Linked DNA regions of Homo sapiens: region 2 is linked to region 1. The links are chromatin contacts, found by Hi-C or POLR2A ChIA-PET in ENCODE. All regions are on one chromosome and are shown on one strand. Each heading gives the region's core, a stretch centred on a gene start or an enhancer-like site at or near the end of the contact. The rest is flanking DNA. Distances are from core to core; before and after follow the strand shown.

Region 1 (5,234 bases), core at 1,644-4,143:
AAGAAAATGTGACAATGGCCAGGAGAAGCTTTGTAAGTGATGAAATGCTAAGCTTCTGTGAGGAGATGGTGATGATGATGGTGATGGGTGAGACAATGTAGTGTGGATTCTAGAATCAGAGGCTGGGTGATTTCTGGCAAGTTGCTTAACCTCTCTGAGCCTCTTATCTGTAAGATGAGGATAAAAGCAATATCAGTCTTATTAAGAAGATTACACATGGTGTATTGAGTTGAATAATGTTCCCCCAAATTTATATCCACCTGGAACCCTGGGAATATGACCTTATTTGGAACCTTTTTGGGCCTTTGCAGAGGTATGCAGAGGTCATACTGGATTAGCGTAGGCCTTAAGTCCAATATGACTGGTGTCCTCCTAAGAAGAGGGAGATTTGGACACAGAGACAGATAAACAGAGAGAACACCATGTGCAGGTGGAAAGAGACTGGTGTGACATGCCCATAAGCCGAGGTGCACTGAAGATCGCCCGCCTCCAGCAGAAGCTGGAAGAGGAAAAGAAGGATTCTCTCCTAGGCCTTCAGGAGGAGTGTGGCCCCACTGACACCATGGGTTTGGATTTCTGGCCTCTAGAGCTGTAAGAGAATACAGTCCTTTTTCTTTTTCTTTTCTTTCTTCTCTTTTTTTTTTTCTGTTGAGACAGAGTCTCTCTCTGTCACCCAGGCTGGAGTGCAATGGTGCGATCTCAGCTTATTGCAACCTCTACCTCCTGGGTTCAAACGATTCTCCTGCCTCAGCCTCCTGAGTAGCTGGGACTACAGGCTCCTACCACCATGCCCGGCTAATTTCTGTATTTTTAGTAGAGACAGGGTTTCGCCATGTTGGCCAGGCTGCTCTCAAACTCCTGACCTCAGGTTATCTGCCCGCCTCAGCCTCCCAAAGTGCTGGGATTACAGGCGTGAGCCACCACGCCTGGCCGAGAGAATACGTTTTTGTTGTTTTAAGCCATGCAGTTTGTGGCAGTTTGCGACGGCAGCCCCAGGAAATGAATGCATGTGATAATTCAGAAAAAGTGCTCCATGCCATGGTGCCCGGCATGTAGTGAGTGTGAAGGGTTAGCTGTGATTATTATTGTTATCATTCTTAGTATTATGGTTCAAGGTCGGTTGTGATGGCCACAGATTTGGTCACAGGGAGACCCCTCCAACCTCCCTGGCCTCAAGTCTTACTGGGGGTGGGATGGGTTCCCTGGTCTTGGTTTCCCATGAGCTCCTGCCTGGAAGGGGTGGCTGTCCCTGTGGCAGTGGCTGACTTCCACGGATCCCTGAGGGGAGAGTTCTGTTGAGGTTGGTGGGGGTGCCCTCCAAGACTCCTGGTTGTGGGGAGGGGTGGAGGCTGCCTGGTGTGGCAGCTGCCCAGGGCTGGTTTCTGGAGCACAGCTCAGCAGATGCCTCAGGAACCTGTCTGGCAACAACATTCCTCCGCCACTCAGAGCAGCCAGCTGTCACTCGCAGCCCGTGTGGTTTTGTAAGGCGCAGACAAGGAACGTCAGCTGCTTCCCAGCAGGGCCCGTGAGTCACTTCGGCAGCTCTGAGCCCAGAGTTTCCCCTGTGGCGGCCAAAACCTTTGCCTCTTGGCCCAGCTTCTGTCCTGTGACCAAAGGCGGGTCTTCTGAGGCCTTCCTCAAGAGGAAGCCAGGAGGGGCAGGCCCCAGGATCCTGAAGACACACGGGAAGACAGATCCCACCGCACTTCCTTACTTCCTCAGGCTTCTGGGTTTGGGGCAAGGAGTGTCGTGATTTGGGTTGACACTTTCCGGGCCTCGGTTTTCTCACCTGTGAATGGGGATGTTGTGAGAACTTGATGAACTATTAGAAGTGGGAGCACCCTCCCCTTTCCTCTCCCCAGCAGCTCAGGTAGCAGGTCAAATGGTTCAGAGCCACTGGTAAGAGGATTTGACCACATCCTTCCTGTGGGTACGTGGATGGCCACTCACTAACATCAGGACCAAGGAGGCCTCAGGAGGAAAAGGGACAGCACTCCTGAAGACCCTCACCCCAGGTGAAGTTCAAGAATGTAAAAGCCTGTTTGTAGCAGGGGTGACCCAGCCGAGTTCATCCTCAAATGGACCCCGGGGTATCCGGGCAGCACTCGCCACAGGGCACAGACTTAACCCAGGCACCAAGCACTGCATGTGTGCCTGAGGTGGGGGAGTGGCAGGAAAGGAGTCTGGGGGTGTTTGGGGGTGTGTGTGTAGAGAGTCAGAAGAAGTTGGTGATCCCAAGGACCCAGGCAACTTGGCCGTGGGACAAGCCATGGCTGGGTGGAGTTGAGGGAGTAGACAGATATTTGCTCCCCTTCTCCCAGGCCCCGAGTGGAGTGTTTAGCAGGAATACCCACTTCACTTACGTTTTTGGAGCCTCCGTTTCCAACATCAGGTGCAGCAGCCATGTGGGGGCACCCCCAGCCTCCCTGGTGAGGGTGACTAAGGCATCAGTGTTGGTCTTGGAGGGCATCCTGGTAGAAGAGTCAGGCCAGGTGCTGATGTGGTCCCAGATCAGCCAGGTTGGGGGTGATGGGCAGAGTCTTGTAAGCAGCCCCTCGGGCTTTGGAAAATGCTTGGAGGGGATCCTAGAAAACACGTGGCGGTGGTGGGGTGCGGTGTGGATCTCTAAGCACAGAGATGTACCTGTGGCCTTGAGCTAACAGAAGCAACCCGGAGCTACTCTGGTTACAAATGAGCACAATTCTGCCTCCAGTCAGCCTCCCAGGACCCCCACAGCCTTGGGCACCATTTATCCAGGTGGCTTGTTTGCCACCGGGCTCTGTGCATTGCAGGACTTGTTTGGGCAGAGTCTGTTTCTGTGGGTAGAGACAGGGCTGATGTGAGAAGCAAAAGGAGGTCACCCCAAGTTCCCAGCCACAACAGACTGCCAGCATCAGCCTCCAAAGATGGTATCACCCCAGCCTGGACAGGGCCAGGCCTGCGTGTCCTAGAGCATGTGCAGAACTCTGTTTCTGAAATTCCTTCCTACCTAAGGCTGGTTTCAGTTCCAGCCATATTTGAATTTTGCTGAGTTTGAGTGTCTGCTGTGCACTAGGTTTTATAGCGGACAAAAGAATGGCAATAATAGGCCAGGCATGGTGGCTCACACCTGTAATCCTAGCACTTTGGGAGGCCGAGGTTCGTGGATTGCTTGAGCTCAGGAGTTCAAGATCAGCCTGGGCAACATGGTGAAACACCATCTCTACTAAAATACAAACAACTGGGTGTGTTGGTGCATGCCTGTAGTCCCAGCTACTTGGGACGCTGAGACACGAGAATTGCTTGAACCTGGGAGGCAGAGGTTGCAGTGAGCTGAGATCGCACCACTGCACTCCAGCCTGGGTGACAGAGCATTTGTCTCCAAAAAAAAAAAGAATGATAGTAATGATAATGATGGTGGTCCTAATGACAGTGACAGTTTCTTCATCTGTAACATGGGATAATTATAGTGCCTGCCTCATAGGTGCTGTAAGGATTAAATGGGAGAGTTCATGTAGAGTACTTAGCACATAGTACCTGGCACATAGTACGTGCTCAATAAATATTACCTGTTAATGAGGAAACTGAGGCTCAGAGACTTACCCTAAGTCACACAGCATGGGAGCCTGAATCAGGGACCTCCAATCTAATGTAGGAGACTAACAGTCCCCCACAGTTGTGAATCCAGTGCTAGGTGAGCTAAGGGAAGGGGAGGTGGTCCTGGGGAACTTCTGACTAGGTGGTATCAGGAGTCCCCATGGAGGAGGTGATGCTTCCATTGGGCCTCACAGGTAAACGGCTGCAGGTGGGGATATGGGGGTGTGGGTGGAGCATATGAAAAATTCAAAGACCAGAAAGAGGGTGCCTTGTGGGGTCAGTGGGAGAGAAGGCTGGGCAGGGCGGCTGCAGGCAGATGGTGAAGAGCTCTGAATGCATGCTGAGGAATGACCCACAATGACAAGGTACCCCATTGACTGTGCCCTTGAGAGGCAGTGTGGTGCAGTGGTTCAAGACTTGGACTCTGCAGCCAGCCTGCCCCAGTCAAATCTATAGCATGAGGACAGTAGCGGGATGTACAGGAAGAATAAGCAGGAGTGACTGCACAGCCCCTACCCGGTGCCAGGGTAGATCCCTTCACCTCTGCCTACCTGTCTACCAGGGACCGCATGGCTTTTATGTCCAGGAGAGCATGGGGTTCTGTCTTCAGGCTGTGACTCTGGAGATGCCTTGAGTCTCCCGAGTCCCCGGTTCTCTTCCCTCTGAAGGCACGTGCTGCAGAGGCTGTGAGGATGCCAAGCCCACCTGCATGAGTGGTGCCCGGGTGCAGGGAGGTGCTGGACACACGCAGGATGCCAGGTGGGAGGTTTGCTTCAGAGCATAGGAAATCCTAATTATTGTCATGCAGGCACTCGGCAGGCATGCAGGTTTGACCCCAGGGCTGGGATTCTCAGAAGGTGGTTAGAGTCTCCATTTGTTCACTTAAGACAGGGGCATCCGGTGCCATTTGCCCCAGGAGGTGGGCATGAAGAGCATAGGACAGGGAGGCGTGGAGGGGGTGGAGTAGCGTGGGGGCAGTGCGTGCTTTCTGGGTTATCTGGAGATTTAGACAGGGACACTGTGCCTCCAAGATCCTCTGGCTTCTCCTTTTCCTTTTATTTATTTATTTATTTATTTATTTTTGTATTTTATTTTATTTTATTTTGAGACAAGGCCTTGCTTTGTTGCCCAGGCTGGAGTGCAGTGGCGCAATCTCGGCTCACTGCAACCTCCGCATCCCGAGTTCAAGTGATTCGCCTGCCTCAGCCTCCCAAGTAGCTGGGATCACAGGCGTGCACCACTACGCCCAACTAATTTTTGTATTTTCAGTAGAGATGGAGTTTCGCCATGTTGAGCAGGCTGGTCTCGAACTCTTGACCTCAGGTGATCCACTAGCTTCAGTCTCCCAAAGTGTTGGGATTAAAGGTATGAGCCACTGTGCCTGGCCAGGTTCTCCTTTTTCAACAGCAAGTTGCCTAAACAGTACAAGTGGAATGAGCTCCTGCCTCTTATTGGCCAGTTTAGCCCTCGTGATGGATCCCTTGCACCTGTGCACCTGGCTCAGCGTTAGGTCTAGTCTGGGGTTGCCTCTTGGGCAGCTGCATCTGCCTGTGCCCCACAACTGCCAAGCAGACATGGCTGGACCAGTTCGGGGGAGCCCCTCAGGGGCAGCAGGTATTCCTTACTCACACTTTCTGGAGTGTTAAGATGTTTCCAGG
Region 2 (4,834 bases), core at 507-3,006, 150 kb after region 1:
GTGAGCAAACCACCGCCATTTCCCTCCTGTAGCCACAGTCTGGCTGTAGAAGCCCAGGGGGCCACTCCCTCCTGGCCCCTTTAGACCTCACGGTGCTGAAGGCTGCCCCAGGTGCCAGCCTGCCCAGTGACCACCCTCCTTGCTCCCCGTGCCCTGCCCGCACCTTTGTCACGTGTCCCTTCATGCCAGGCCCTCCATTGCATCCACCCCTTGCTCAGCCCTAACAGCTGGGTCTCACATGCGAGCCCCCACCACACTGTGTCACTCCTGCAGACTGTGAGCCTTTTGAGGGCAGGGGCCAAGTGGTACCAGCAGGAGCAGAGGGCACCATCGATGCTTCCTGAATGAATGAATGAATGAATGAATGCGCAAATGGAGAATGGAGACTAACACATCACTGTCCACACAGGAAGTGTGCAGACCTTCCTGTGTGTAGACCTCTCAGAGCTCCTTGCTCAATCAAATGGCTGCTGCTCTGCCCCAACCAGAGCACCCACATCACCATGGGGGAAACAGCATCACCTGGAGGAGGCTTGAAGGCCCAACCAGCGATGACAGCTGGGACCTGAGGACGCCCATGAGCCCTGGTCACAGCTGCCATCGGTGGCTCCGTTCATTCATCTATCAAGGGCTGCCTGGTGGCCTGCTCTGTACCAGGGCCTCCCGGGGCCACTAGGAGGACAGTGCTGTCATCTCCCACCCTTTTTTGAGCCAGGGACTGATTCACTCCACTGAATCTTCCAATGTTTGAAAAGAAGAGGGTTATTTGAAGACCAAATAAGTTGATCTATGTGGCCAAAGTCACGCGACCACACGCTGGACACACAGGGAGATGGACATGCAGGCCCCTCACCGAGTCAGGAGCAAAAAGAGAGTGGCCTGCAAGGCCCTGAGACAGGAGCACTGAGGAGGGAGCACTAACGGGGGAGCACCTCCCTCTGTCCGAGAGGGTTGCTAAGACGCCACAGAGGCCAAGAAGGGTAAATGGAGCTGGCTAAGTGGGCAAGGGGTAGGGGGACAGCTTTCCTGGGAGAGAGGCCAGCAAAGGCAAGGCCCGGGCACTTCCATGGCCTCTGGAGACGCACCATGTGTTTGTGTGTGAGACGGGAGAGTGACGGGGAGGAGTGTGGATCCTGGCTCAGGCCACTGAGGACCAAGAGGTTGTGGCTGAGACTGGGAGAGGGAGCCGGTGTGGGGTGACATGTGCGGGAGGAGAGGTCCAGAAGAACGAGGTGACAGACCTTCCTGGCCTCAGCTTCCAGAGTGTCTGAATCCCGTCCCCAGGATCTCACAAGCCAGCTGGAGAATTGCCTGCCCGGGGCCAACCCCTGTCTCAGAGCCAGGCCTGTCAGGGAGACACAGCCCAGGTTGGGGAGTCAGGGAGCACCCTCCGACCTCCCCTATCTCCAGGGCACTGTGGAGCAACAAAGGGAACCTGAGACCAGTCCTGAGCAAGGTTTAGTGGAAGGACAGGACTGACCCAAAGGGACAGGGCTAGAGAAGGTGCTGAGGCGGCCACGGGGGGTATCGGAGGACACATCCCAGACACCCCAACTCCTCACCTTCTCCAGTCCCTGCGTCTGTCCCTGGATCCCTCCCTCGGCAGGGCAGGGTCGGCCCAGCGTGGCAGGAGGGGATGAGGTGCCAGCCACTCACCTGAGGTCGGGAGCAGGAGGAGCAGGAGCAGGGCCCCCAGGCCCCTGGGCGTCGCCATCCTTGGCCAGCCTTGCCCACGCCAGGAGCTCTGTGGCTGTCTGGCCCTCTGGCCCCAGGCTCTGCTGAGCTGGCCTGCCCCCACCCTGCAGCCCCACCACTCTGGCTTCCTGTGTCCTCTTTCTCACCCTTCCTGCTCGATGGCGCCATTGGTTGGGTTGTGAAAGGTGAGTGTGGGGAACTGGGCAGTGCTCCCAGTCTCACCGCACCCTGGGTCCACCTGCAGAGGGAGCTGCTGAGCCCACCCAGGTATGTGCCCCCGGGGCCCCACTGGGGTGGGATCTACGGGGCTAGGGGCTGGGTGGCCACAGGGGCCTGGCTCAGAGCGGATCCCTGGGAACTGTGGTGAGCACAGGCTTTGGAGTCAGGCGCACCTACTCAGACCCCTCCTCTCACAAGCTGGGAGCCTCTCTGAGCCTCAGTTTCCTCCTCTGTAAAGTGAAGATGGCAATGGGGCTGCCTCCTAAGGCTGTGTCAGGGTTTGATGAGACCTGCAACAAGCTGGGCACAGAGCCTGGCTCTGGGCATGAGGACGAAGACCCAGATGGTGCCTATGGCTTGAACCAGGCTGGAGGGTGTGGGAGGAGAGCAGGAGCTGGCCCTGCAGCCTGAGCTTCCCCCACCAGCCTGGATAACAGGACGGACCCAGAGGCAGGGTAGCGGGAAGACAGCAGTGCGGCCCCGGGGGCTGGTCAGGCCTGAGCTAACATCCATCCTGGCCACTTCCTGGCCGGGTGACCTTGCATGCACTGTCTGTCACCCTGAGCCTCCCGAGGTGTGTGATGAAATCATGGATGACGCAGGCGGAGCCGCCTGTGGCCATTACATCATTTCTGATCATCAGAGCTGTGAAATTGTTGTCTTTACACCCCAAATGGTCACTGATCAGGTGGGAGGTGGGGGTGGCAAACACTCCTGGGCTTCAGCCTAAAGGAATTAGGGCGCCAGCCACTCGGGCCAACTCTGGAGGCCCCACGGATGCACTGTGCATGAGGCCATGGCCACTTGGCAATTGGAAGGTGAAGGGCATCCCACCAAGGTGTGTGGTTGCTGGCATCCCCCTCTGGCCCACGGGGCTGGCACTAGCCCTACTCAGCCTTGGGATTGAACTGGGGAGCCGCTCAGCCCCTGCTGGCCTCCATTTCCTCCTCCTCCCACTCAGTGTCTCCTGCTGAGCCCTCTGGGTCTGGGAAGGGGTAGGGAGGGGATGTCAGGGTCACTCATGGTGTGGGAGCAGGTGGGAATTCAGCATGGAGCAGCAGGTCAGAGCCCAGGGCTTCCTGAGCCCCAGAAACTTCCTCTGCAGGGAGGGCTGCGAAGGCAGATGAATGGCTGGGCCTGCCACTGCTCCACACCTGGCCAGCCTTCTCCTGGAAGATCTGCAGACCTCCCTCCCAGCTGCAGGTGAGGGTGAGGTGGGGCAGTGGACTTGGATGTGCTGGGCCCATCGCTGAAGCCCCATCCTGGCACCTGGGCCCTCAGAGAGGCTCGCAGGTACCAGTGTGTGAAGAAGCGCCTGGGGGTGAGCAGACTGAGATTCCGAGCAGCCAGCCCACCTGGGAAGTGGGCAGAGGGCAGGTGCAGGGGAAGGTCAGGCAGGGCTGGAAGGAGGGCCACCTTTTCCTAAGGCCCCTTCCCTGAAACGCCCCCTGGGGACCAGGGACTAGCCTGGAGCCACTCACAGAACCCTGAGACCCCCCCCAACCCCAGGGCCAACAAAACAGTAGTGTCCCTTCCTGCCGCCTCCTGCCCCAGCTTCTCCCAATGGCTCCAGTGGGCAGGGCCTCAAGTCCTCCAGCGAGACCCAGCCAGCATTCAGCCCTCAGCTGCTCCAATCCATTTCCCAAGCTAAAGGGATGTTTCCAGATGCACGCCTGGCCACATGCTGGCAGAAAGGGCGATCCCACTGTCCAAAGCCCCACAGCCTGGGAAAGTGCATGATAATAACCATCGGGGTAAAAGGATCAGCATGGAACTGTTGGTGCCCTGTGCAGGGCCTACCTGAGAAGGTGAGACCCAACCCAAGACCCCTCCCCACTACCTGAGCCAGCCTCAGATGCAGAAACAAAATGTTTGAGAAGCAGGAGAATTGCGGAGGAACGGGGCTGGGTCATTTCCCCCCCATTCTGGAAGATGGGGGGAGTTGCCTCAACCCCCATCCCAGGACCTAGCCCAGCCATGGGGCTCTGAGAGACCCCCCTCACGGAGACCTAGAAGCCTGTAAGGAGGGAAGCTGGCTTTGATCCCCCGGGGCTGCCCAATCCGGACACTGGGGTAGGGGAGGCTTGGGAAGGTTTGGCCTCTGTCCTTTGGAGCTGGGGGCATAAGAGGAGCCCCCCACCTGCAGAAAGGTGGGGACAGAGGTCAGTGGAGGGAGTGGAGGGGGTGGAGGGAGGGCTGGGAGAGCAGCAGGGCACAGGGGTTCTTGGTCCCTGCAGGTCCCAAGATCCCACATTCACGCCCCTCAGAGGGCACTGCCAGTCTAGACCCAGCTGCCTCACACCCACCTTGTCCAATCCAAGACTCTGAGCCTCTTCCCCTGCTGGGCATCCCCCTAGAGTGGCCAGGGGAGGAGGGAGGAGCCTGCAGAAGGGAGAGAGTGGACTGTGGGCCTTGGGGAGGACTTTGGCTGCACTGGGACCTCTTACCTGAACACAGTAGCAATGATCCGTTGTGACTGCCCTCATCACAGGGAAGATGGGAACCTGCGTGATCTGCCTCACCTGGGCCTTAGGAGCGGGAGGAGAGATTGATTTGGTGGAACAAGGTTAAAGGCAGGGATGGGAGAGAAGTCCAGTGATTTAATTCTTGCAGCCCACCTGCTGCAGAGTGATCAGTAAACTGGTTGCATAAATCCCAGGACCAGGCAGCTTTTGACTGTAATCTCTTTGGCCAGAAAATGTTTTGGATTCGCCAAAATTTTAAAATCAGGGGATGTCAAACCACAGTCTGGATTTCCCATTTCTCATAAAAGGCAGGTGGTCTGGCTACATGGGCCCTCATCCCTGCAAGGTAGTGACCAGCTGGAGCTGATGAGCAGCCACGCTCTCAGCATGGGGTTGGGAGTCTCCAGTTCGCCACAGGCCCCACCACTCCCCATTGCCTCCCCAGCACAGACACC

Evidence for each region. A loop is a pair of places that touch in the nucleus more often than their neighbours do. ChIA-PET counts read pairs that join two places held with the same protein, here RNA polymerase II (POLR2A).
Region 2: a map of natural killer cell shows a loop between it and region 1 (4-fold over the local background). The contact joins the promoter of ADGRG3 here to the enhancer-like site in region 1. A Hi-C loop is called at or near these places in 1 of 168 maps with a recorded cell type or tissue (natural killer cell). POLR2A ChIA-PET finds 5 or more read pairs at or near these places in 1 of 52 experiments (Caco-2).

Annotation. Positions count from the first base shown.
Region 1 is chr16:57,812,775-57,818,008 of GRCh38, reverse strand. LOC388282 (a long non-coding RNA gene) reads right to left here. Exons shown (of 4, transcript NR_169553.1): 2 at 4,128-4,347; 3 at 2,364-2,585; 4 at 1,057-1,789. It also overlaps a transcript of KIFC3 not described here. Among named protein-coding and RNA genes, the nearest start is that of KIFC3, 13 kb to the right of the region's middle. RefSeq lists an enhancer at 753-1,298. Within about 2 kb of position 2,893, at least 32 of the 41 ENCODE cell types and tissues checked have a DNase peak (open chromatin) inside an H3K27ac peak, as active enhancers do; they include natural killer cell, where a contact is called at or near this core.
Region 2 is chr16:57,665,228-57,670,061 of GRCh38, reverse strand. ADGRG3 (adhesion G protein-coupled receptor G3) reads right to left here and starts at 1,756. Exons shown (of 12, transcript NM_170776.5): 1 at 1,657-1,756. The coding sequence starts at 1,714. ADGRG1 (adhesion G protein-coupled receptor G1) reads right to left here. Exons shown (of 14, transcript NM_201525.4): 14 at 4,495-4,834.